7 separate regions of the Homo sapiens genome follow, and regions 1, 2, 4, 5, 6 and 7 are each linked to region 3. The links are chromatin contacts, found by Hi-C or POLR2A ChIA-PET in ENCODE. All regions are on one chromosome and are shown on one strand. The core of a region is the stretch at or near the end of the contact, and the rest is flanking DNA. Distances in the headings are between cores, read along the strand shown.

Evidence for each region. Hi-C counts contacts between places; a loop is a spot of excess contacts on that map. ChIA-PET counts read pairs that join two places held with the same protein, here RNA polymerase II (POLR2A). Pooled maps may share reads with other maps.
Region 1: a pooled map shows a loop between it and region 3 (15-fold over the local background). The contact joins the promoter of CANX here to the promoter of HNRNPAB in region 3. A Hi-C loop is called at or near these places in 4 of 37 single-sample maps with no recorded cell type and 9 of 50 pooled maps. POLR2A ChIA-PET finds 5 or more read pairs at or near these places in 3 of 52 experiments (GM10248, activated CD4-positive, alpha-beta T cell and activated naive CD4-positive, alpha-beta T cell).
Region 2: a loop to region 3 is called in a pooled map, with 9 times the contacts of the local background. The contact joins the promoter of CBY3 here to the promoter of HNRNPAB in region 3. A Hi-C loop is called at or near these places in 6 of 50 pooled maps.
Region 4: a loop to region 3 is called in a map of CD4-positive, alpha-beta T cell, with 3 times the contacts of the local background. The contact joins the promoter of TSPAN17 here to the promoter of HNRNPAB in region 3. A Hi-C loop is called at or near these places in 1 of 168 maps with a recorded cell type or tissue (CD4-positive, alpha-beta T cell), 1 of 37 single-sample maps with no recorded cell type and 9 of 50 pooled maps. POLR2A ChIA-PET finds 5 or more read pairs at or near these places in 1 of 52 experiments (endothelial cell of umbilical vein).
Region 5: a map of B cell shows a loop between it and region 3 (20-fold over the local background). The contact joins the promoter of RNF130 here to the promoter of HNRNPAB in region 3. A Hi-C loop is called at or near these places in 3 of 168 maps with a recorded cell type or tissue (B cell, ascending aorta and naive thymus-derived CD4-positive, alpha-beta T cell) and 8 of 50 pooled maps. POLR2A ChIA-PET finds 5 or more read pairs at or near these places in 1 of 52 experiments (activated CD4-positive, alpha-beta T cell).
Region 6: a map of naive thymus-derived CD4-positive, alpha-beta T cell shows a loop between it and region 3 (4-fold over the local background). The contact joins the promoter of SQSTM1 here to the promoter of HNRNPAB in region 3. A Hi-C loop is called at or near these places in 1 of 168 maps with a recorded cell type or tissue (naive thymus-derived CD4-positive, alpha-beta T cell) and 10 of 50 pooled maps. POLR2A ChIA-PET finds 5 or more read pairs at or near these places in 2 of 52 experiments (HepG2 and activated CD4-positive, alpha-beta T cell).
Region 7: a pooled map shows a loop between it and region 3 (8-fold over the local background). The contact joins the promoter of MRNIP here to the promoter of HNRNPAB in region 3. A Hi-C loop is called at or near these places in 6 of 50 pooled maps. POLR2A ChIA-PET finds 5 or more read pairs at or near these places in 2 of 52 experiments (HepG2 and Panc1).

The regions. Positions count from the first base shown.
Region 1 is chr5:179,696,791-179,700,397 of GRCh38, forward strand. CANX (calnexin) reads left to right here and starts at 2,177. Exons shown (of 15, transcript NM_001746.4): 1 at 2,177-2,312. RefSeq lists enhancers at 1,282-1,811, 3,372-3,431 and silencers at 1,822-2,231, 2,272-2,561.
Region 2 is chr5:179,679,229-179,682,867 of GRCh38, forward strand. It overlaps CBY3 (chibby family member 3), which reads right to left and starts at 1,806. Exons shown (of 2, transcript NM_001164444.2): 1 at 1,645-1,806; 2 at 1-37. The coding sequence starts at 1,690. It also overlaps a transcript of CANX not described here.
Region 3 is chr5:178,202,310-178,205,881 of GRCh38, forward strand. HNRNPAB (heterogeneous nuclear ribonucleoprotein A/B) reads left to right here and starts at 2,224. Exons shown (of 8, transcript NM_031266.3): 1 at 2,224-2,431; 2 at 2,506-2,737; 3 at 3,533-3,572. The coding sequence starts at 2,529. RefSeq lists silencers at 2,038-2,107, 2,408-2,627, 2,648-2,757, 2,788-3,197.
Region 4 is chr5:176,645,521-176,648,945 of GRCh38, forward strand. It overlaps TSPAN17 (tetraspanin 17), which reads left to right and starts at 1,964. Exons shown (of 9, transcript NM_130465.5): 1 at 1,964-2,182. The coding sequence starts at 2,096. It overlaps EIF4E1B (eukaryotic translation initiation factor 4E family member 1B), which reads left to right. Exons shown (of 9, transcript NM_001099408.2): 9 at 346-1,124. The coding sequence ends at 460. RefSeq lists enhancers at 1-297, 568-862, 3,224-3,425 and a silencer at 1,536-2,195.
Region 5 is chr5:180,069,878-180,073,696 of GRCh38, forward strand. It overlaps RNF130 (ring finger protein 130), which reads right to left and starts at 1,882. Exons shown (of 9, transcript NM_018434.6): 1 at 1,579-1,882. The coding sequence starts at 1,825. RefSeq lists an enhancer at 1,556-2,263 and a silencer at 2,153-2,232.
Region 6 is chr5:179,819,123-179,822,791 of GRCh38, forward strand. It overlaps SQSTM1 (sequestosome 1), which reads left to right and starts at 1,783. Exons shown (of 8, transcript NM_003900.5): 1 at 1,783-2,019. The coding sequence starts at 1,815. RefSeq lists enhancers at 1-764, 1-117, 518-677, 1,285-1,994 and silencers at 108-287, 1,588-1,837, 1,948-2,207, 2,218-2,397.
Region 7 is chr5:179,857,491-179,860,928 of GRCh38, forward strand. It overlaps MRNIP (MRN complex interacting protein), which reads right to left and starts at 1,327. Exons shown (of 7, transcript NM_016175.4): 1 at 1,241-1,327. The coding sequence starts at 1,306. MRNIP-DT (MRNIP divergent transcript) reads left to right here and starts at 1,513. Exons shown (of 2, transcript NR_134283.1): 1 at 1,513-1,722; 2 at 2,540-3,438. RefSeq lists silencers at 749-858, 1,759-1,888 and an enhancer at 1,489-1,688.

The DNA of each region.
Region 1 (3,607 bases), core at 927-3,426, 1.5 Mb after region 3:
GCTGTAAACCTCTTGTTACTGCACTTCCTTTTATTGGTTTTCACAGATGCTGTGTTTTTACAAATTGAATGTGGCAACCCTGCATCAAGTAAGTCTATAAGCACCATTTTTCCAACAGCACGTACTCACTTCTGGTCTCTGTCACATTTTGGGAATTCGTATAATATGTTTTCATTATTATATCTGTCATGGTGATCCAGGTTGATGTTACTATTGTAATTGCTTTGGACTGCACAAACGATGCCCATGTAAAACATCTGTTTGTTTTTATTATTTATTTATTTAGAGACGGGTTCTCACTCTGTTGCCCAGGCTGGATGAAATGCAGTGGCCTGATCTTAGCTCACTGCAGCCTCCTCAATCAGGAGTCAAGGATACTCCTGCCTCAGTCTTCCTAGTATCTGGGTCTACGGGTGTGCACCATGCCAGGCTAATTTTTTTATTTTTATGTTTGTAGAGACAGGGGTCTCACTATGTTGCCCAGGCTAGTCTTGAACTCCTGGCCTCAAATGATCCACCTGCATCAGCTTCCCAAAGTGCTCAGATCACAGGGAGAGCCACCTCGCCCAGCCAATTCTGACCTCTTTGCCAGTCCATTCTGGATGGAAGCAGTCCCTCCCCTTCAGAATCCCATTGAATTCTCCATAGTACCACAGTCTTTTGGCACTTACCTTTGCAGGAGTAGCTCTTTTGCTCACAAATGTACTTCCTGTAACTACATTTTAAGCTCATTATTTGGATCATGTAGCATCCAGAATTTTATTCTGCTTTGAATAGCTGCTTCCCCAGGTAGACAGGAAACCAAAATTCTCCTACACAAATTTTGGGGCTGAAGTTGGGGCGCCGTGGCTCACGCCTGTAATCCCAGCACTGTGGGAGGCAGAGGCAGGTCGATCACCTGAGGTCAGCCTGGCCAACATGGTGAAACCTGTCTCTACTAAAATACAAAAATTAGCCGGGCGTGGTGGCGGGCGCCTGTAATCCCAGCTACTCGGGAGGCTGAGGGAGAATCGCTTGAACCCGGGAGGCGGAGGTTGTAGTGAGCTAAGATCGCACCACTAGACTCCAGCCTGAGCGACAGAGCAAGACTTCGTCTCAAAAAAATAAAAATAAAAAAAATTTGGGGGTTGAGGGTTGGATGATACTAACTCATGCAAACACCAAACCCTGCCTTTCTTCCCCTTCCCGGTGGCAAGAGGGCTTTTCAGATCAGTGATACATTCGCTGATTCTAGTGTTTTCCACCCTAGTAGTCAAGCCTTTGGGTGTCCAAACAAATAGAGAACAAGAGATCAGGATCTCTAAAGGTCTAGAAAAACCCTGGGCCACTTCCATTTTGTGAGGTTCTCAGCATACTGAAAACTGAAGATGTACTAAGAGTGGGTTACTAAAATGGTGGCGTATCTTAAATCTTTCCATGGCACCATCCTTTCTCTCGTCCTGTCATCCCTGTATCTCTCTGCCCTGACACCTAATCTCACTTCAGGAAACATAAATTGAAAGTTCAAATAACCTCGGATTATATTATTCTGGACTGTGTGTTATGCTGGGCGACGAGGCTGCGCAGGCTCCTGGGCCGAGCCATGACTCTGCAGGAACTGCGGCGCCGGCTCACACAGCGCGGAGCAGTGCACGCCAATCCGGCCAGGCGCTCGCGCTGGGTTCTGCTCACGCCCGTAGGGGCCCGCGTTCGCTGCAACGGGCCCTTCCTGATGGCCGATCGTCGGACTCCTACCCCTTTTGCCGGCTGCCGTTTGCCCCGTCAGCGAAGGGCGCGCGATGCGTCCCAAGTCTCGGCTCCAGGAACCAGACGGGTGAGGGCTACTGGGGGTTGGGTTGGAACGCCCCGAAGGCACCACAGCAACCGACGCGGGAACGCCTGTTAAACCAGCCCCGCCCCGAGACGCGCGCGCCCGGCGGTCTCGATCCAGCGTGGCCCGCCCCTCACCTCCCGCCCAACCAACAGCCACTTCCTGCCTCACTCCCGGCCAATCTTCACACTCCACGAAGAATAGCCGTAGGGGGCGTATGGGACGGTGCGTAGAGCGATGCCCACGCCGGCCAACCGGATGTCGGGGCTTGCGCGGGAGGGCGGGACTTGGCGCCGGCTGTGGCTACTCAGGGGCCAGGGGCGGGCACAGGGCCGGGCTTCGTGCGGTGGGGCTCGCTCGCGCGGCAGCGGTGGCCGAGGCCTCTTGGTTCTGCGGCACGTGACGGTCGGGCCGCCTCCGCCTCTCTCTTTACTGCGGCGCGGGGCAAGGTGTGCGGGCGGGAAGGGGCACGGGCACCCCCGCGGTCCCCGGGAGGCTAGAGGTGAGAGGGGAGACCTGAGCGCGTCCTCGGGCCTGTGAGGACCTCGGGGGGCTGGGAGCGCCTCTGCGGCTGAGGGGTCGGGCGTGGCCGGCGACTGAGGGGTCGGGCTGGCTCTTGAGGGCCCAGGCCCTGGCCGACGCGCCCGCCGTGAGCGAGGAGGCCCGAATCCGGGCGTCTTTGGTTGGGTTGCGGGCCCAGGCCGCGCCGCCGGGGTCGGGAGGCGTGGCAGGTGGCCCGACAGCCTTCTTTGACCTCTGGGAAAGCTGACTTATTCCTATGGCTTTGCTTCTAGGGCTTTCTTAGGCCTCTTTGCCGGCTGCCTGGGCAGCCGCGAGGTGGGCTGGAGTAACTGGGTAAAAGTATAGGGTGGAATCGGGCCTACTAGGTACCCCTAGTAGTAGGGAAGGGTGGTATTAGACCGAGAGGGAATGTTTACAACTAGCGTTACAGTTTAATATTTGAAAATCCAAAGCGGAGACTGGACCCTAGTTCCCTGAAGAGAAAGGGGAATGTACCAGAAGGAGAACACGCAGTGGTTGAGAAACTTAGCAGTTACAGCACCTATTCTGGAGGCGAGTAATCCAGTTGGAGAGGGACAGGGCGTTAAAAGCAGGAAAGCCCCCGAAAGCTCATCTAAGTGCATCTCTTTCCACACCGGAGGCCTGGAGGTATGAAATGACTGGCCCAAGGTCATGCGATTAGTGTACTGATGGTGCTGGGATTATAGTTCAGGGATAGACCGTGCAGTGGTTAACGCTAAGGCCCTGGCTCGAGTCTTTGATTGGTCATTGGTTGCTCTGTGAACTTCGGCAGTTTTCTTACCCTTTGTGCCCCCGTTCTTGTCAAGTAATGGATATAATAATACCCGATGGATTTGTGAGGATTAAATTAAGATATGTATACAATAAGACAGGGAAGTCCGACATTTAGTAACTGCTCGATGATCATTGCGGTACGTTATTATAATCTGAATGCCTTTGGACCAATACACTGCCATCCTAGTGAACTGGTTCAGTCCTGTTTCGCAGGACCTGAGGTCACAGTTATGGTGATAGAAGAAACCGGGCATTGTGTATTACCGCTGGGCATGACACAAGTGATTGCTGGTTGAGGGAAGTTAAACTGAGCTTAATATTAAAAGATTGAGAGGACAAGATTAACCATAGTTAAGTCTTTTTACCTCTGATTTAGGAAATGGAAGATTTTGCTTAATTTTTTAATAAGTAGATTTTTTTAAGGGGGAAGAATTTTATTGATCTTTAAAATCATTCTGTATCTCAGTCTTTTCCCAACAT
Region 2 (3,639 bases), core at 556-3,055, 1.5 Mb after region 3:
GATGTCCAGAATGATGAAGGCGAGCCAGGGGGCGCTGCTGGGAGACAAGAGTCCGGGTGAGCAGCGTGCTTGGTACAGGCCGCCTCTCAAACCGCGAGGCCGGCGGACATGTCTTAGCCCTGCAGCTACGGCTGCGGCTGTGTCTCACCAGCTGCTGGCCACCGAGGAGCCCGTCGTTCCACGCTGCACAGGCAGCAGTCTCACCTAAACCATCTTCCCCAAAGACCACTGAGGATCAGGCCCTGGGATACATATGCAGATGAAGGACGGGAGGAGGGCCTTGTTCTGAGTTGCAGCTGGAAGGGTGAGGGGTAGGGAATGGTAGCAAGACAAGTAAGTAGGTACTTAAAGGAGGAGTAGGACTTTGCCAGGTGGGTTGAGGATGGAAAATGGAGAACTTCTAGGCAGAGGGAAGAGCCGAGCAGGGCTTTCTTTTTCTTTTTTTTTGAGACTGAGTCTCGCTGTCGTTGCCCGAGCTGGAGTGCAATTGCGCGATCTTGGCTCACTGCAACCTCCACCTCCCGGGTTCCAGCAGTTCTCCTGCCTCAGCCTCTTGAGTAGCTGAGATTACAGGCGCCTGCCATCACCCCCACCTGATTTTTGTATTTTTAGTGAAGACGGGGTTTCACCATGTTGGCCAGGCTGGTCTCGAACTCCTGACCTCAGGTGATCCACCCAACTCGGCCTCCCAAAGTGCCCGGATTACAGGCATGAGTCACTGCGCCTGGCCTTTTTTTTTTTTTTTTTTTTTTTTTTGTATTTTTAGTAGAAATGGGGTTTCACCTTATTGGCCAGGCTGGTCTCGAACTCCGGACCTCAGGTGATCTGCCCGCCTCAGCGCCAAAGTGCTGGGATTACAGGTGTGAGCCACTGTACCCGGCAGGGCAGGACTTTCATATTTCAGATGTGAACACGAGCTTGGATAGGATTGGTGCTGGGAAGAGCAGAAGAGGAAGCTGGGAAGGTGGACCAGTGCACTATGTGAAGGTGCCCTACAGGCAGGCTCGGAAGCTTAGACTTCCTTTTGTGGGTAAGAGGGAACTGCTGAAGGATTAGAAAGCCGGGGTTAGATCTGGATTCTGAAAGCAATCTGGGAGGATATCTAGCATAGCCAACAGCATTATTGCCCTCATCATTCAGTCATTTGATAGACTTGAACTAGCATCTGCTCTGTGCCAGACTCTGGTCTTGGGAAGGGGACCTGAAACAGCCTCTGCCTGCCCTCAAGGTGCTCCTAATCCAGCTTGGAAGACAGATGCGTGTATAGACCACAGTCCAGTGTGTTCACTGACATCCTGGGGTGTGTGCCATGGGCTAGACCTATGCATAGGGCTCAAAGTATCAGGGATTGTGCACACTAAACATGACTTTTATTCCAAACAAACTGTGCCCTCAGGAAGTCCAAAGTCCAGATAACAGACAAGTCCCATTTTGCTCACTTCTCTCTGCACCCCCCACCCCTGCCCAGTAAGTGCTGATTCTATTATGTGAAAAAGGGAGCTATGTGTTGTTTCTAATTCCTCTTCTGCCCATGGGCAGTGAGAAGAGAAAGAACTAGAGCAGGGTTCCCTCTGTTATGCCTTCGTTAATTCATAATACACTTATCCCTCACATATAGGTGGACAGAGGCTGGATGGTACATACCATCCCCAAGATCTGGTTCAGGGAGATGGTCTCTGGAAGCCCACATCCAGGCCCACCCTTGAGATTGTATCTTCTCGGAGGATGTTTCCCCGTTAGTCCTCACTGTATGTTGTGCCTCACCTGGAAGATGGGGTGGAGTTGCTGAGCTGCTGTCCCAGGGCTAGTCCCATCTCTGACCCACTCAGCTCTTGTCCACCTGCTATGACTCACAATGCCTCCAGGCCAGGCCACCCCAGGACAAGAAGGGGTGCTGACCGCTGAGCTGTCAGATAGACTCTGGGCTCTCCCCTGCATGCATTCAGTGCATCATTGAGCACCTACTGTGTTCTAGGAACAGTTCTAGGGAAGTGAAGAACATATTCCCTCACTGAGCTGTCATTCTTGGCAGGGGAATGAAGGGAGTGATCATAAGCAGAGTCCAAGACAGGAATTTGTTCTAGGGGAACTAACAAGATAGTCTCTCAGGAAGCTAACAGAGCGTGTCATGGGTCAGGTTCCCTAGAAGCAGAGCCTAAGCTGAGCATTCTTGTTCAAGTGAATTATTGGGGAAATGCTCTCAGGAGAAGGGGGTGAGGGAAGCAAGACAGGGCGAGAAAAAGGCTAAGGCTGAGCCAGAGTGTGGTCTCACGTGGAGACTAGCTTCCGCTTGCTCTCATGGGGAACTCTGAGCACAAATGGCACCACAGTTAGGCCTCCTTAAAGCAAGGGAGCCCGTCTTTTGTACCCTCCTTCTACATGTCAGTTATTGGCCAGGGCAGCTGAGAGTTACCAGCCAGCTCCTACAGCACCTATGGGATGGGTGCACCACCAGTGATAGGGATCTCAGTAGGGCGCCAGCTGAGGAGGGAGGAAGATAATAGGATAGATGATGAAAATGAAAGGGCAGACTAGCCAACATGGCAAGACCCCATCTCTACAAAAACAAATTAGCTGGGCGTGGTGGCATGCGACTGTAGTCCCAGCTACTCAAGAGGCTGAGGTGGGAGGATCACCTGAGCCCAAGAGGTGAAAGCTGCAGTGAGCAGTGATTGTGCCACTGCACTCCAGCATGGGCGATAGAGACCCTGTGTTTAAAAAAAAAAAAAAAAAAAAGAGGGCCAGGCGCGATGTTTCATGCCTGTAAATCCCAGCACTTTGGGAGGGGAAGGTGGGTGGATCACCTGAAGTCAGAAGCTCGAGAACTGCCTGACCAACATGGTGAAACTCCGTGTCTACTAAAAATAGAAAAAATTAGCCGGGTGTGGTGGCGGGTGCCTGTAATCTCAGCTACTCAGGAGTCTGAGGCAGGAGAATTGCTTGAACCTGGGAGGCAGAGGTTGCAATGAGCGAAGATTGTGCCACTGCACTCCAACCTGGGCAACAAGAGCGAAACTCCATCTCAAAAAAAAAAAAAAGGAATGATTAAATTAATAAGAATATCCAGGCCGGGCACGGTGGCTCACGCCTGTAATCCCAGCACTTTGGGAGGCTGAGGCAGGCGGATCATGAGGTCAGGAGATCGAGATCATCCTGGCTAACATGGTGAAACCCTGTCTCTAATAAAAATACAAAAAATTGGCCGGGTGCAGTGGCTCACGCCTGTAATCCCAGCACCTTGGGAGGCCGAGGCAGGCAAATCACCTGAGGTTGGGAGTTTGAGACCAGCGTGACCAACATGGAGAAACACCATCTCTTCTCAAAATACAAAATTAGCCGGGCATGGTGGTGTATGCCTGTAATCCTAGCTACTTGGGAGGCTGAGGCAGGAGAATCGCTTGAACCCAGGAGGCAGAGGTTGCAGTTAGCCGAGATCACACCACTGTACTCCAGCCTGGGTGACAGAGCGAGACTCTGTCTCAAAAAAAAAAAAAAAAAAACCCTAATTCTGATACGTACAGTGAAGAAAACAAACCAGGGAAATACAGAAAGTGATTTTGGGACAGGGTGAGGAGTAGGAAGTAATTTAGATGTGGTGCTCGGTGAAGGCCCTTGACATTCTTGCTAAAACCTGAACAA
Region 3 (3,572 bases), core at 974-3,473:
CTCAGGGCAACTCCAGTGCCTGGGTGGAGTTAGTGCCTGAGTTGGTTGTGTAGCTTTGGGCCGCTGCTCTTGACTTCAGTTTTCTCATTTAAAATTGGTGATCCACCTGAGATCAGGAGTTCAAGACCAGCCTGGTCAACATGGTAAAACCCCATCTCTACTAAAAATACAAAAATTAGCCCGGCATGGTGGAACACACCTGCAATCCCAGCTACTCAGGAGGCTGAGGCAGGAGAATCGCTAGAACCTGGGAGGTGGAGGTTGCTGTGAGCTGAGATGGCTCCACTGTACTCCAGCCTGGGCGACAGAGCGAGACCCCCGTCTCAAAGAAAAAAAAAACCTGGTGATCTAGCTGGGCAACATAGGGAGACCCTGTGTTTACAAAAAATTCGCTTGGCGTGGTGGCCACGTTTCTGGTTCCAGCTACTTGGGAGGCTGAGGCAGGAGGCTCATTTGAGCCCGGGAGGTTGAAGCTGCAGTAAGCCGTGATCGTGCCACTGGACTCCAGCCTGGGTTACAGAACAAAACCTTGTGTCAAAAAATAAAATAAATAAAATTGGTGACCATACCACCTTACTTTGGTTGTTAAGATACAGAAGAGAAAATGGAATGCCCAGCCCACCACACTGGTCCTGGCTGCAGGAATCCACTGGAAACGCTAGTTCCTTGTGTTCTGGGTTGCTATTTGGTAACCTGCAGGCTCCAGAGGTTGTAATCCTGCTTGCCTTGGGGCCCACCACCCATATGATTAAAAGGAATAACGGGATTACCGAGGCCTTTAAAATTTTGTGGTCAAGGAGATAATATAAAGGAGTTTTGTGTATTAGGAAGAGAACAACGCCCCCACCCTGTCCTTTACCTCGTGAGTTCACGAGTGGTGTATTTGTTTTGTTTTGTTTTTGAGACGATGTCTCGCTCTGTCGCCCAGGCTGGAGTGCAGTGGCGAGATCTCGGCTCACTGCAAGCTCCGCCTCCCGGGTTCACGCCATTCTCCTGCCTCAGCCTCCCGGTAACTGGGACTACAGGCGCCCACCACCACGCCCGGCTAATTTTTTTGTATTTTTAGTAGAGACGGGGTTTCACCATGTTCGCCAGGATGGTCTCGATCTCCTGACCTCGTGATCCGCCCGCCTGGACCTCCCAAAGTGCTGGGAGTACAGGCGGGAGCCACCGCGCCCGGCCTCCGTATTTGTTTAAAAAAAAAAAAAAAAAAAAAAAGGCCGGGCGCGGTGGCTCACGCCTGTAATCCCAGTACTTTGGGAGGCCCAGGCGGGCGGATCACGAGGTCAGGAGATCGAGACCATCCTGGCCAACATGGTGAAACCCCGTCTCTACTAAAAAAACAAAAAAATTAGCCGGGCGTGGTGGCGCATGCCTGTAATCCCAGCTACTCGGGAGGCTGAGACAGGAGAATCGCTTGAACCCGGGAGGCGGAGGTTGCGGTGAGCCGAGATCGCGCCATTGCACTCCAGTCTGGGCGACAAGAGCAAGACTCCATCAAAAAAAAAAAAATAATAAAAAGGAAGAAAAAGAAAGACAAATGATTTACAGGAAAAAATTTAAGTAAACAAAAGTACAAATGCGATGTCAATCGTTCAGGTGGTGCCAGGGGACAGAGAACCGGGGAACACCAAGGTCTCATCGTCCCTGCAGAGCATCTCTGGGGGAGGCGACGGACAGGGCGCGAGCGCGGGGCTTGGAGGGCACCAAGGTCCAGGGGGATGGCGGGTTCAGTCCCAATCCCTCCGACCCGTGCTGAGGGCCTTGGAGGACCCCACTCGCCCAACCTCGGAAGCCCGGGTTCTGCCACTTCCAGCCACGCGTCCTTGGGCTGCGAAACTTTCTCCAGCCCAGTTTCCTCTTTTGGGACATGGGGAGGCGGAGGCTGCCAATGCTGGGATGGAGTCCTCGAGAGCAAGAGACCAGCGGCCTCGACGAGCTTACAATCCGATTAGGCCCTCCCACCGATGTGCTGTAGCTGCCCGCCGCCCTGGACCCGGCGCCGTCCCGCCCGGCTTCGGGAGCCCTCCGTAGCGGCCGGACTCGCGCGCGTTCTAAAATGAGGACAAAGCCCGCCCAGGTCTAGAGCGCGCGCGCCGTGGCGGCCAATGGGACGCTGAAGCTAGGTTGAGTGACGGACTTGAGCAGCCAATGAGTGTGCAGTTTGTTGCGATGTGGCACCCGGCTCCGGCATTATAAAGGGCGCCACGAGTCGGCATTGTCAGGCGGCGGCACCGCGCGGGACGGAGCTTGGCTGTTGGTCGGTGGGTTCCCGTGCGGCGGCGGCCAAGGAGGAGGAGACACAGTTGGAGCAGCTCCGTGGGCTGACTGGGGCGAGGCCTCAGCAGCGCGAGCTTGAGTGCGGCCGAGCCTGCGGCGCCTTCCCCTGCGGGTGGGGACGAGCGGGCCCCGCGGCGTCATCGGCGGCGAGGTGAGCGGCGGCCGGCGGGCGGGAGCTCTGGCGGGAGCCGCGCCGGCCTGACGCGCTGTCGCCGCTGGTTGCAGGAGCCGCCGCGCCTCGGCCTAGCATGTCGGAAGCGGGCGAGGAGCAGCCCATGGAGACGACGGGCGCCACCGAGAACGGACATGAGGCCGTCCCCGAAGGCGAGTCGCCGGCCGGGGCTGGCACGGGCGCCGCGGCGGGGGCTGGAGGCGCGACCGCGGCGCCCCCGAGCGGGAATCAGAACGGCGCCGAGGGCGACCAGATCAACGCCAGCAAGAACGAGGAGGACGCGGGGTAGGTGCGGCCGCGGGCGGACGGGGGCGCCGCCTTTGTTCCGGGGCCGCCTTTTGTTGGCGCCACGCGGCGGGGGGAGGGGCGGCGGCCTGGCCCGGGTCGGGGCTGGTGCGGCCCGCGGACTGTCGCCGCTGCGTTCGCGGGCCGGGCCTGGCGCTGCCACTCGCGCTGGAGTTTGCGGGAGTTTGTTGGGTCGACTTTGGCGCCGCCCCGGGGCCGCTCGCGCGCTGCCAGGGCCAGGGCCAGGGCCGGAGCCGGCGCAGGGGCGGGCGGATGGCCCGGAAGAGGGAAAGCGCTCGGACCCGGGGCCCGGCGGCGTCTTGGGCCGCGCCGGCGGCTGCGTGGGCGGAGTTGGCGCGAGCCGGGGCCCGGACCTCCCTCCTCCGCCTCTCCCGGGGGCGGAGTCACGGTCTGAACCCTGGGCGGGCTTGGTCCCCGGAAACATCGAGTTCCTTGAAACGAGTTCTCAGGAGTTGGTGGAGACGCTGGCCCTTTGCTACATGGTTGTAGAACACATGAATTTCCAGTTATGAGTGGTTAGGTCCCATACCCCTGGTGAGGTGGTCCCTTCTTTGCTTCTCACAGGCTGGGGCTGCAGAGCCTTGTTAAGCCTCGTTAGGGTCCTGGTTGAGTTCAATTTGGAGGGTAGTGGAGATTTAACATCTTTCTAAGGTGCTCCTTGCAGACTCTAAGGGTAGCTGTAGACTTCGTGAGAACTTTGCCAGGGCCAGTCCTTTCCAAAATCACAGCTTGCTTACAAGACTTGTTGCCGTGTGTCTCACCCTACCATTTCAGAAAAATGTTCGTTGGTGGCCTGAGCTGGGATACTAGCAAA
Region 4 (3,425 bases), core at 714-3,213, 1.6 Mb before region 3:
GGAGGGTCTCTGGCACAGGGTGGGGACTTGGGTCTCTGCTAGAGGGAAGGTGGGTGGAGGGGGCTTGGCCTGCATGGGAGACCTCTGAAAGTCTCCATAGCCTCCCTCCCTTCTGCCTTGCCCACCTGTATGGAAGGTCTGGCGTTCAGATTTCTAACTTTCTCTTACGGCAGTGCAGCTCTCCTTTTGCATTAAGGGGGTCATATTTTGGGTTTCCACATGGGTAAGACACAACAGGTGTGGCTGTGGCCAGAATGAGGGTAGGAGTCTGGTGGCCTAAGTTATCTCTAGGACCCTCTGATGACTACCTGTGTCTCTTTTCCTCTGTGTCCCCCGCACCTGCAGGCGTGTATACAAAGAGCGCCTGGGCCTCTCCCCAAAGACCATCATTGGGTACCAGGCCCATGCAGACACAGCCACCAAGAGCAACTCCCTAGCCAAGAACAAGTTTGTGGTGTGAGGGGGGCCTTGGCACCCCTCCTATGTAATGGGACAGCCGCCACTGAGCCTCATTACTTTGGGGGATGGGGCGGGACTGGGGATCAGACAGCCTAGTTCTTACCTGTCCTCAAGTGAACAGGAATGCAAACACTCTTTAACATGAGTTGGGGCCTGAGCCTTAGGGGCTAGATGGGGGTAGTGGTGGCAGTCTGAGGACCTAGCTTGTCCTGGGGCCACAGGACAGCAGCAGGGTGGAAAAAACTCCTGAGGGTGGGGTGAGTCATGGCGGGGAAGGAGGGCTCTATGGTAGGCGGAGAAACCCATAGTCCAGCGTTTACTGTTTCCACCCAGGAAGGAGGTGAGGTGGCCTGAGAGACAGACTCTTCCATGGGTGGTGGGCTCAAGGGCACAGACATTCTGGAGGGTGAACGCCATCATTTGTACAGAGGGATACGTGGGTTGCTGAGGACTGAGAGAGCCTTGCAAGGCCGCTCCCCTTCTCCCCAGCTGTGACCAGGGCTGTCTGGGCCTTGCCTGCCTCAGGGCCAGACTGAAGTGGAGGTGGAGGGATGCTGGGCTAGGCCTCACCAAGGTTCTGGTAGAAGTGGTGGAAGTGGATAAACTTGATAATAAAAGCTTAAGCATCTTTCTGTTCCTGTTTTAAATAAATACTTCTGAACAAAGTTGGAATTATTTTTAAGAGGGCTTCAAACTGGAGTAAGATTCAGGTTCCCCCAAACTTTGATCTGCCTCTGTCCTGTCTTACAGGGGCTCATGTGAGATCACTGGGTACCAAGGAGCCTGACCGGGACCCTGGCCAGTATGGAGGACAGGGGGTGTGGCTGGGGAAACTCAGCCACCAAGGGGGCTTGAGCCAGGTTCCGGGGGGCATATGCCCCTGGCAGGGCGCAGCCGGCGTGGCACCAAGGCCCAGGCCCTCGTTTGGCCTGAGTTTGAGTCAGGATAAGTAGAGCTGGATTTCCGCTGGGTGAAGGTGAGCCTGATGCGACTCCACAATGACAAAACGTCCTGCACGTGTTAAAAACTCAATCCGGACCAGCTTCCCCATTCGCCTGCCAGAGCAGCAGTTAACCTTCCCCTGGGATGGGCTCCAACAGCAGGCTGGGGATTGGGATGGCGCTGGTACCCAGCAGGGGAAGCAAGGCTTCTACACCCCGGCGGCCTCCGGCGCCATCAGCCGGCGTCCCGGGCGGGTCTGCAGGACGCTGGGAAACGCGGCGGCGGCCTGCGCGGGGGCGGGGCCTGGCCGAAGGCGGGGCTGCGAGGAGGTCCGAATCAGGCTGTGGGGGCGGAGCTCGGGAAGCGGAGCCAGGTCCAGAGGCGGGGCTCAGGCGGGACTGAGTTGATCTATGGGGGCGGAGCCAGGTCAGGAGGCGGGACTCCAAAGGGACTGAGGGCTGTGGGGGCGGGGCCCGGTCCAGAGGCGGGGACAGCAGGGCTCCGGGCAAGGAGGTCTGGATGCTGAGGGCGGTCCCTGAGGGGCGGGCGGGGCCCGACCGGCGCTCTGTGTGGCCGAGGCCATGAAGCCGCAGCCGCCCGGCTAGGCCCCGGGCGGCTCTAGCCCAGGGCGGCCCGCGGGGCGCTGGGCCTGGCTCCCGGCTCCGGTTTCCGGGCCGGCGGGTGGCCGCTCACCATGCCCGGCAAGCACCAGCATTTCCAGGAACCTGAGGTCGGCTGCTGCGGGAAATACTTCCTGTTTGGCTTCAACATTGTCTTCTGGGTGAGCGCGGGGTCTGCGCCTTGCCCTGTGCTGGGGGGTGGTGGGAGAGGGAGATTCAGTCTTTTGCTGGGGGAGACCACTCCCTGCCCCAAGAGTTTGGAGCTCGGGACCATCCCCCCACTTCTGCCACACCCACGCCCACTTCCAGGACCACCCGAGGTAGCTACAGAGGCCCGGATTGCTGGGGGCGGGTCCTAGCGACAGCGTGGGGTCGGGGTTGGGGTAGGGAGTCTCCCTAAATAATCCCGAGGCCTGGTGGAGAAAGGGAAGGTGTTTCCTTGAAGACCCCAGGGGCGTGCTAGGTGCAGGTTGCCCCCTCTCGCCCAGCCCTCCTTCCTACCCTGGGATGTGGGATGCGTGCCAAGCCCCACCCCTGGTTTAGCCGGTAAGGAGATTCTGGCGTGAAGGGAGCCGCCAGGCCCCTTCCCCGGCCTCCTTTCCCTTCCAGTAGTACCTGGGTCAGGTGCCTCACCTTAGGCTCCTGCAGAGTGGGGTGGGTCACAGTCCTCTGCCCACCCCAGTCCCGCACAAGGAGGCTGACCTGCCAGGAGGGGCAGGGAGGGACAATGGCGAGTCCTTGGCGGCTGGGAGAGGATCTCCCCGGTTGAGAGCCTGGGAGCTGGCCTTGGGGAACAGAATTCAACATTCCACAGCTGACAAGCTGAGGCTCCTGGGCGGGTCTGCCCCTACCGGGGAAGGGAGCTACTAGTGCCCCTCCCAGGGTGGCATCTGTCCCCCTGGGCCCTGCCAGGTCATTTTTCCCATCTCTCCAAAGCCGTGGCCCTCTGCAGTCTCTGCTCCTGAGGCCTTGGGTCAAGATGCCAGGCCTTTTCCCTTGTGTTCAGCAAGACTCAGTGGCACTGCCCCCCACCCACGTGTCACCGAGCTCACTGGTGTGGTGGGTGTCCTTGCACTGCAGCGCTAGGCTCTTGAGGGTGTGGGCAGTGTGTGGGAGCACTGGCAAAGAAGTCAGAAGGCCTGGCTGTAGCAGGCCTGGCTGGGACACCTTGGGCAAGTCATCTCTCCTCTCCGGGCCTCAGCTTGCCTGCCTGGGAGACGACGATAAAGAATCTGCCTGTGAGGGCTGTTAGGCAGATACAATGAGTTCAATTTGTTGTATTCTCACAACTGCCTTATTATCTGCATTTTACAGATGGGGAAACTGAAGGAATAGACACAGAGAAATTAAGTCACTTACCTAGGGTCACACAGCCAGAAAGTACAGAGCCAAGGTGACGGCTTA
Region 5 (3,819 bases), core at 632-3,131, 1.9 Mb after region 3:
AAGCTTTCTCAAAGACGGGGCTTTTGTTTGGGGTGACAGGCAAGCAACAAGTAGCTGAAGCACACGAACACCGTGGAGGAAGGATCTGAAGTTCAGACCATGGATTTGGGGTGCCTGATGGAACCAAGCCTCAAAGACAAACCACAGATTTCACAACACTGCAGAGGACCAGCTCTTGCTCCACAACAGCTTGCCTCCCCTTCCTCTTTCTACCCTTCCACGTGACCCTCACGGTTCTCTCCACCAGAAAAGAGGCTACCATTGTTAGTTGCCAGTCTGGCAACACTGTGCATCTCAACCACAGTGACTGGCACAGAGCAGGAACGCAAATATTTACTGAATGAACCCAAGACAAAAGTTGTTTCTACGGCCAAGCTGGGACCCTAACTGCCATTTTTAACACAGTAGAGATGAGATATGCACCTTAAGCACCTGATTACTGGTGTAAAACGGACTTTTCAAAGCCTAGTCTGAGTTGCGGACAGGCTACAGTAAAAGCCTTATGTGATTATTTTTCCCCAGCCAGACTGTCTCAAAGAAGAAAACAGCTTAGCACTTTGGCATACAAATACAGACCTCAGAGGGGCATAATATGTTAGTATCTTAAGAGTGTACAAGCAAATCATGACTTTATTTAGGTTGCCTACTTTAGGTCATCCTAACATGAACAGCAGTTTAGAAAAGAAAAATCCCCTCTCAGCATTCTCAGGGTGACAATGAGGGTGGGGATAATGGCAGATATCTCCCAAAAGTTCAGCGTGGGCCAAAACCCAAAAAATCATATTCCACGATGTGCAAAAGGTTTCTTTCAAACCATGACTAATAATTTAAACAAATACATGTTTACACCAAATAATCAACTAAACAAAGTCCTTGTTCATAGGAAAACATGACATTAAGCCGAATGGTTTCAAAGACAATTCTTGAAAATTTTACCTATTTCCCTTTTGGTCGGCACCCGTGACCTGAAAAGCCTTGGCTAGTAGTTCCGATTAGTGTCAGATCCTCATAATGTGACATTTTCAGGCGTCAAATTACAGTAAAACTACTAGGGCAAGAACAAGAGCCAAAAGCAACAGGGAAGATGTCCATTTTCCATTTACACCCCCCCCCCAATTTACCACTTAAGAAAAACGGCACGTTTTTATATTAGAAAAGGGCCGCATCCTTCCAGATCTAGCGCAGCCTTAAGTCCGTGATTTGAGGAACCTGCCGCTTCCAAAATACAGGCTGAGACGTCCTCCCCATGAAGTAGTTTTGCGCTCTTGCACCACCTCCTTTGTCTACGCTGTCCCTGCAAACTCCTAGCTCAATGCCCTCCAGCAAACGAGCTGCCTGAACGCAAAGATGACCGTTCCAAGTCTTTTTTAAAAGAAGGGAAAAACCCAGTCACGCTCCTGGAGCCTGGTTCCCACGGGAGCAGGCCGGGCTGTCCACGACGGAAGCCTCGACCCTGGCTGGGGCTGTCGGCCGGGCAGCGCGGGAGAGCCAGGGCCAGAGCCGGGGCCGGGAACCCTAGTCCCGCCGCCTACGCGGGATGCAGCGACCACCGCCCGCCGCCCCCGGGCCGGCACTCACCTCCGTGGAGGGGCAGCGGCGCCAGCACCTGGCCGCGGACCTCGGCCTTGGGGGAGTCAAGCCCGTAGCGCCCGCGGTCGATGCGAAACGTGAGCGGGGCGCCGCGGCCGGGCTCCTGCACCGTCACGTTGATGAGCGCCGTGTAGTACTCCTGGCTCGCGTTGTCTGCCCGTGCCGGCCACAGGCTGCAGGTCAGCAGGGCGAGCGCGGCGAGCCGGGCAGGGCCCGCCCGCCCCGCGCAGCTCATCGTCCCTCCGGCAGCCGCCGCTGCTCGCGGACCGGGCTCCGGGGCCGGCGCCTAGAGGCGGGGCGGGCGCGGCCCGGGCGGCGGCGGGAGCGCGCGCGCGCGGCCTGCGCGGGGCCGAGCCCGAGCGCGGCCCTCCTGGACGCCGCGGCCCCGCCGCTCGCCGCCCTCACGTCCACTGCCCGCCTGTGGGGACGCGCCCATGGGCCCTCGGCGAGGGCGGCGTCTCAGGTCGCACGCGGGCGTCTCTTCGGGGTCCCAGGAGGGTTGTAGAAGCGTGCCCCCTCCATCCCCCCGGGTCGGTCCCACCGAATGGGAGGCGCCTCGCAAGGACGCGGCGGGGGAGGGGAAGGGCGGCACGGGAGGAAGCGCCCCGAGGAGGGTCAGCGGAACACAAAGTCCCTCTCGCGCGGCTGCCGCCTGAGGCGCGTGTCCGCCGCCGCCCCGCCCCCCCGCTGGTCTAGCGGCAACGCGCAGGCCTAAGGCGCAGTCCCGCCCCGAGCGCATGCGTGCCAGGGCCTGTCCGCTCCCGCCCGCCTGCACGAGGGCCCGGGCAGCCGGGTCAGCCGCTGGTGCTGGTTGTTTCTCTGTCAGGCGTGATAGCCGCAGGGCGTGGAGCCCGGGAGATTTGCGAGGACGTATGGAAATGTGTGAGAACAGACTACAAAGGAAAAAAAGCCATAACTTTAAAAGAAATGTTTAAAATTAAATGTCATGAGATTTAACATTCACGTCATGCGGTTGACATCATGGATGGGGGATGTCTCTGGCCCGGACCTGCAGGGACACGAGTGGTTGGGAAAGACCTCTAGGGTAGCCGTCCCTAACCATTTTGGCACTGGGGGACGGGTTTCCAGGAAGAGAGTTTTTCCAGGGACTGAGGGAGTTGAAGTGGTTTCCGGATGAGGCTGCTCCACCTCAGATCATCAGGCGTTAGATTCTCGTAAGAAGTGGGCAACCTAGGTCCCAAGCATGCGCAGTTCACAGCCGGGTTCACGTTGCTATGAGAGTCTAATGCCGCCCTGATCTGACAGGAGGCGGAGCTCAGGCGGTGATGCTCACTCACCTCCTGCTCGCTTACTGGTTCCTCGAAGGCCCTGGGCCGGTACAGGTCCGCGGCCGGGCGGTTGGGGAGCCCCTGCTCTAGTGACTAGGTGAACTACTCCAGGGGCCCCCGGACCAGAGGGTTGCAGTGGGAACCCCCCCTCCACCTTCCGAAACGCGCGCGCGCGCACACACACACGACTCTCATTTTCTCTCTCCATGGCGTTTAAAAGATACACATCGCTATAAAGTATCAGCTAAAAGGAAGAATGGGGCAGTGCAGCCGAATTCAGGAACTTACAGGATCTTTGTGGGGAGGCGGAGGGGGAAAGTTTGGCGTCTTCTGACCAGCCAGGGTTGAGTCTCCTGTCTCCTACTGCGGGAAGTGGGTGGAGTCAGCTTTGCACAACCAAATGTTCTGAAAATCCGGAAAAGAGGTGGCTCCCCAAAAAGAAATTTGAGGCACTGTTTCCAGGAAAGGGTACGGATGCAGTGCAGGCTAAAACTTAAGATGCCCACCACTGGCCAGGCGCGGTGGCTCACGCCCGTAATCGCAGCACTTTGGGAGGCCTAGGTGGGCGGATCACGAGGTCAGGAGTTCGAGACCAGCTTGGCCAACATGGTGAAACCCCGTCTCTACTAAAAATAAAAAAATTAGTCGTGGTGATGCGTGCCTGTAGTCCCAGCTACTCGGGAGGCTGAGGCAGGAGAATCGTTGGAACCCGGGAAGCGGAGGTTGCAGTGAGCAGAGATCGAGCCACTGCACTCCAGCCTGGGCGACAGAGCAAGACTCCGTCTCAGAAAAAGAAAAAAGAAAGAAAACAGATGTCCACTATTGATGACTTGGCAGACATCCTTTACAATTTCTCCCTCCATTTCCCTCTCTTCCATCCTCTACCATAGTCCTTATAAACCGTGCCCTGGCCTATGGAGAACGGCTTTTACTTATTTAC
Region 6 (3,669 bases), core at 533-3,032, 1.6 Mb after region 3:
CCAGACCACCTGACCTCCGCGGCGGGAGGAGAGGGCCCTGCCAGGGGGTTCCCGCCGCGCCTTGTTTACCTCCGGGAGGCCTCGGCCTCGCGTGGGGGCAGGGCGGCCGCTGGGGCCGCAAGGCGTGCGGGGAAGGGCCAGAGCCGGGTGTCCACCCCAGCTTCCCAAAGACTCCCTCTTCTGTGCTTCCTTCTCCCCTCCCCGCCCCCCCCCCAGTCTCTTCACATGCCCCTAGCCCCCGCGGAAACTTCCCGCGATCCCAAACGGGCCAAATGGCGAGAAAGCAAAGGAGCTCCTTCTTGGGGGTGAGTGGGGCGCCTTGAGCGCTTCCTCAAAGCTATGTTCCCAGAGCCACAGGCCTTCCTTGTGTCCCTCACCCTGCTCAGACCGGGCCATAGCCGGGGGCTGGGGCAGGAAAGCCGGCCCTCGGCGGGGGCCACGTGGCTCTCAGGCGCCTGGGCTGCTGAGTCACGCTTGGCCAGCACCTGTCTGTAGGCCACAGCCTCTGCCAGCACGCCCCTCTGTGTCCCCTGCCCCTGTCTGCAAGGCAGTGGCTCCAGCAGGCCCTGGGGCATTTTCCACTCTCCACCGCCGGATGCAGGGAGAGGCCTGAACCCTCTCCACAGGGCTGCTCTGGGCAGGGTGGAAGCCTTGCCCACTTCGGAGCCCTCCGGGAAGGATCATTCACACCTGTGGACCAGCCCCTGCTGTGCGCACACCCACACATCACCTTCGCACCTGACTGGCCCCATCCAGCCACTCTTGCCTCCCTCTGGGTTTCCTCCCCTGGGAGGTTTCTCCAGCTCCTGCAAGCCCTGGGCTGAAATGGCATGAGTTGGACCCAGCAGGTTCTGACCTCCTACTCACAGGACCTTGCCTGGGAGGCTCCAGAGGGTGACCACTCGTCCTGCCCCTCTCCTTGCCCCAGTTCTGGCGGACAGGTTACTCTGGTGGCATAAAGCAGTGTTTCTTCCTTCCTAGCTGAGGAGGCTGTTGGCTGACCCCCTTGGCTGCCCACAAGGCCAACGGGCCTGAGCCCCCACAGGGCCATGGGCATTACCTGCTGAATTGAGGAGCCCATAAGGAGTCACTTGGACCACAGTGAACACTTGGCGACCACTGACACTCAGGAGACCTTAGCTGGTCCTCCAGCACCTCTCAACTCCACTCCTACTAAACTGGGAACTTCTCTGGTGCTCAGGCCAGAGTCGGGGTCCGTCACCGAGTATGCTATGCGCTGCCCATCACCGAGGATGCCATGCGCTGTAAGAGGGCTGCCACCGCGGCAGGCTGACCATGGCAGGGTCGGAACAGCAACCTGAGAGCCAGCTTGTTCTGGCCAGCAGTGCCCACTGGGCGACCTAGCAGCCTCCTGATATGGGGGCTGTGTCCCCCTCTCCCTGCACTGGGTACCCCCAACTGAGGATATTGCTGAGTCATGGCCAGGCCCAAGCCTGGGAGGGGCGAGGGGCTGGACCCCCGCCAGTACCCTGATCCCAGGTGCAGAGGCTGGAGCCCAGGCCTGTATGAGTGCCAGGGCCGGTTTCCTGGGGTCCTTGGTGCACCGGGGCAATGAAGAGAGGGGTCAGCAATGAGGGGGCCGGGAGACCTGGAGCGAGGGGTAGCGGGGAAGGGGAGAGTAGTGAAGGGGCCTCTGCAGGGCGGCTCTCGCGCCGCGACGACGGTGGCGGGGGCGGGGAGGGCGCGAGAGACTCCGCCCCTCTCGAGGCGGGGCGGGGCCTCCGCGTTCGCTACAAAAGCCGCGCGGCGGCTGCGACCGGGACGGCCCGTTTTCCGCCAGCTCGCCGCTCGCTATGGCGTCGCTCACCGTGAAGGCCTACCTTCTGGGCAAGGAGGACGCGGCGCGCGAGATTCGCCGCTTCAGCTTCTGCTGCAGCCCCGAGCCTGAGGCGGAAGCCGAGGCTGCGGCGGGTCCGGGACCCTGCGAGCGGCTGCTGAGCCGGGTGGCCGCCCTGTTCCCCGCGCTGCGGCCTGGCGGCTTCCAGGCGCACTACCGCGGTGAGCGGGCCGGGGAGCGGCGGGGGCGGTGACGCAGGCCGGACACGGCCTCCTGCCGCGGGGTGGCTGCCCCCTCCCTTCTCGGCGACGCCTGGCGGGCCGTGAGGGGGTCTGCGCTGGCTGCTCCCTGGATGGCGGTGGCCTGCATGGGTCCCCAGTTCGGCCATGGGAGCCGGCCTGGTGACTGGAGTGGTGACCAAGGCCGGGACCCGCTGCTCAGCGTCGGCCCCCTGGGGCGGTGGAGCCCTGCCGGCCGGGGGCTCGAGCCTGGGGGCGTCAGACGCCCCGCTCCACCCCCCGCGCTGTTGGGGATTTTGGCAAGGACGCGCCGGGGCGAACGCTCTGGCTCTCCGCGGGCACTGGGTGGTCAGGCGGGCACTCGGGTTACACTGACACCTTGCTGCGCCAGGTGGTGGGTTCAGATAATGCCCTGGAGGAGCCGGGCGAGCGCCGGCGAGGGGAGGGAGTGACGCGGGTAAACAAGCGCGGGGGTGCGGGGGACTCGCGAGCGCCGCGACAGCGCCTGGGAGAAGGGCACGGATCGCCGGCGGAACGCTCCGAGCCAGGTCGAGTACAGATGTTTTCCCATTGGCAAGTGGACGAGAACGTTCTTCAGAAGTGTTGGTGTTGGCACAGAAGCCCTGTTTCCTGCTGCGCTGGTGTGACCAGTGGCTGCTGGGGGTGGGGTTAGGGAGGTGGTTGTGGCCAGGAGGGCGGGAGGTGGCCAAGGCCGGCCCCTGGGAGGGTGCAGTGCTAGGACCTCCCTCTGGAGCGCTGCCAGCATACCAGGCCCTCTCCTATTCTTAAAAAAAAAAAAATTGTGATGTTATTGAGCTGTAACTGAAATAAGGGTTCACCCATTTAGTGTACAAGTCAGTGGTTTTCACTATTTTCATAGGTTTGTGGACCATATTCAGTGTGAGAGCTTTTCATCACCTTATAAACGCCATACATACCTTTTATCACCCTCTTATCCACATGCCCCCAGCAACCTCCTTTCTGTATCTATTCATCTTGCAATCCTGGACATTTCATGTAAATAGAATCAGACAATGTAGTCTTGCAAGTGGTTTCTTTCACTTAGTGTAATGTGTTCAGTGTTGTGGCACATATCAGAACTAGTTTTTTTTGGAGGAATAATATTCTGTTGTGTGGACAGGCCATGTTTTGTTTACCTGTTCATTAGTTGACAGACATTTGGGTTGTTTGCATCTTTGGGTGCCTCACCTGTGCCCTCGGTGGATGGCGTGGTTTGGTCTGCACAGCTGTGCTTTAAAGCCATTTCAGCTCATATGTATCTGTCACAAATGGAGACTACATACAAATACGTGTCTTTCAGCTTTGTTAGGGAAGGAAGCAGGCAGATGCCCTTGTCTTCTCCTTTACTCCCAAGCCACTAGAAGTCTAAGGCCTTTGTGGGGCTGGGCCCCTCAGGAGCAGGTCACAGGCAGGGATCTCCCACAGTTGAAGACGGACATGGGCCTGGTCGGATGGGGAATGAGGTGGCACGTTTCTGAAAAGGCAGCTGGCCCAAGGCTAAATAAGTGCAGCAGCCAAAGCTGCTGCCCCTGTGCACAGGCCCTCCGCCCCCTGCATGTGGCTGTGGTCCAGGGCCCAGGTCGGAGCACTCACCTTCCAGGAGGTGCCAGA
Region 7 (3,438 bases), core at 77-2,576, 1.7 Mb after region 3:
TAAACGGAAAATTTGTTTTTAAAAAACAGCATGAAACATTAGACGTGGAATAATTTAAAAATGCAAATGATCTCCCTTTATTTGCAACTCTTAGGACCCAGCTCCCGAAAGAAAATAAGTAAAAAGTTTCTGAGCCCTTAAAATGGCCCTTACAAACGCTTAGCATTAAATGCAAGCTTACAGACACATACTCAGCATCTTGCTGACTTTTTAACATACCTCTTAAACAAGTCTGATCCACGCCGGGCACAATGGCTCTCGCCTGTAATCCCAGCACTTTGGGAGGCCGAGGCAGGCGGGTCACCTGAGGTCAGGAGTTCGAGACCGGCCTGACCAACATGGAGAAACCCTGTCTCTATTAAAAACACAAAATTAGCTGGGCATGGTGGCGCATGCCTGTAATCCAGCTACTCGGGAGGCTGAGGCAGGAGAATTGCTTGAACCTGGGAGGCGGAGGTTGCGGTGAGCCGAGATCGCGCCATTGCACTCCAGCCTGGGCAACAAGAGCGAAACTCCGTCTCAAAAAAAAAAAAAAAAGAAGAAGAAGTCTGATGCTATTCTTTCTCAGGGCATAGCAGATTACCAATAATTAGGAGGGAGGGACTATCAGAAGCAGATACGGTGACTGCAGTGTTAAGTGATATCAAGCAGGGAGACAGGTGCGATCCGGAAAAGGTTAAGTGGCATTCTCTATCTGGCACGCTGAAAGTTAGGGAGGCAAATATGTCCTAGAAACACAGATTATCTGTCTTTAAGACTCCGGGGCCCGTGGTTTATGCGTCGGCGAACAGCCATATCAAGTCCCTGGCCCCGCGGAAACGGACGGCGGCAGAGGCGCGGGGCGACGGAGAGGGCGCCCAGGTGTGGAGCAGGGACGCCGCCGCGGCGCGCTCGGTCTCTAAGAACCGTCCTCCCCCTCTCACTGAAACTGCGACAGCGCTACTTCGTGGGGTAGGCTCTGCGTAAAGGATGCTATACTCAACCGGATTCTCCCACTACCTGCTACAATTCACAAGAGGCCACCTCCGCAGAACCATTACCTCTGGTTTGTACAAGAACCAAACAAAAAGCTCAGAACGTTATGCGGGGGCGACCCCAATGAGACCCGCCCTCAGCGGTCCCTGCACTCCTTCGGGCCCGGTGCATCCCGGAGCCATTCGAGACAACACCCACAGCCCCGCCACTCCCCGTCCGCTGTCCCCGCGCCGGAGGAGGAGGAGGGGGCTGGCACCCGCCAGACCTGGTGCGCCTGGAAGAGGCGGCAGCTGCAGCAGCGTAGCACCCGAGAACGCTGAAGCGACGCCATCCCTGCTTGTGCAGTCGCCAGGCAGCCAAGCGCGTGCGCTCTGCATTTGTCCCGCCGCGGCCCCGCCCCACGCACGCGCTCCGAACCCTCTAGTCCCCTACGCCGTCTCGCATGCGCTTATACTCTTCGCTCCGGCCGCCGCGGCCCCGCCCCTGCGCACTGGGATCCCTCTAGCCTGCCGCGCCTCTCGCTGGTCATCTGCGCCCCTCCGACCTCGGAAAGAGTCCTGGGTGCGGGATTCCTGGTAGCCGACTCGTCGTCTGACCAGGGCCGTGCCCGCATCTTCCTAAGGCACTGGTTCCGGCCCTGGGGAGACTGGAATTGAGACGACAGGGCCTCCGCTGACCAGTCCTTGGACACAACGCGGAGCGGGGCTGAGGGGCCGCCCTGCCAGGCCTGCGCTGCCGTGCTTTTAGGTAGCAGCGAACAGTTAGCCTTTGAACCGGAGCCCGGGGTGGAATACGGGGAGACGGAGGGGCTCACCACACCCACGCTTCCCGGAGAGGGCGGCGGAGGCGCGCGGCCGCCGAGCGCGAAGCCGGTCCCCCTGCAGCCCCGGGAGCGTCCCAGGCCCACCCTACGGAGGGTGGAGGCGCCCCCGCAGCCCGACGCTCACGCCGCAACCCTGTGTGGCTTAGGGTTGTAACCTCGTTGGAAAATAAAATACAAAAAATATTAAAATTACCTCCCACCGTACAACCCTCGGTGTCTAGGGTTGTAATTTTAATTTTTTTTCCAACTTTTACACAGTGACTATCACCAAAAAAGCGAGGTGTTTTTTTTTTGTTTTTTGTTTTTGGAGACAGTCTCGCTCAGTCGCCCAGGCTGGAGTGCAGTGGCGTGATTCTCCTGCCTCAGCCTCTCCAGTAGCTGGGATTACGGATGCCCGCCACCACGCCCAGCTAATTTTTGTATTTTTAGTAGAGACGGTGTTTCTCCATGTTGGCCAGGCTGGTCTCGAACTCCTGACCTCAGGTGATCCACCCGCCTCGGCTTCCCAAAGTACTGGGATTACAGACGTGAGCCACTGCACCCGGCCGACACTCGCTTTTAACAGCAGAAACCATCCCGTTGAAGAAAACACCCAATCCTGACAAGGGTGCAGGGAGGGCTACCCCTCTGACAGGGTGCTGGGAGAACGGTCAAGTGCAAAACCGTGGAAAGCAACCTGGCAATACTGCTACCCCAAGAAAGGAATCCCTTCACCTAGGTGATTTATTATTCATTCCCTAGTGTTCCCTGAAGAATACTAGGAAGAAATGGAAATCAGTGTTCTGAAGAACGGCACGGACTCTTAGGCAGTTCCATCAGCAAGAACCTGAGTTTGAAGTGACAACGTGCTGTGGAGAGGCAAGGTTACAGAATTACAGTACATCGTTTGACTTCTGTGACACCGGCATTATTTTCTGGCGTGTGTGTGTGTGTGTGTGGCTAAGGTCGTAGGTAATGCTAATTTTTAAATTTTTCCAACTTTTGTACAGTAAGTAGTTAGAAAAAAAAATTGAGAGACAATATGCCAATAGACAATGGTCAGATAACGAATGACAATAAACTGACTGCAGCCTCTGCAGTAACCGGGCAGTCGGCTGCTTGGGAAGGACGTGGTCAGGACTGCTTGCTCCTCTATTTTTTGTACCACCCTCCCCATGTCAGAACCAACCCAAGAAAGCGCTCCCCAAACCAGTCACAGAAAACATCCTGCTTCTTGTTAGCTCACCTCCAGTTTCCAACAGCCTGCGGTCAGAACCACCTGGAGCCTTCCCCGTTTTCCACCCCCTGCGTCCTTGCGCCTACCCACACCGGGGATGTTGCTGACTCCCTTGCTGTAGCAAGCTCTGAATACTGTTTCTCATTTGGGTGGTTTTCCTTCATTTCTACGTTTGAGCTACTGTGGCTGAGAACAGAAAGCATCTGCAAAAAATGTTTTATGCTTAATGAAAGGAGTAGAATAAAAATTTCATATATGACATCAGTTAAACTCTGAAAAAAAATACAGAATAAACACCAAAATACTGAGTAATCTGTAGCACTAGGAAAAATTGTTCTACTTTTCTGTATATTTTTCTCCTTTTGGCAATGAACCGGTAATCCTTTAAAAATTCATGTATATAGTTTTTTTTCTTGGAAATTAT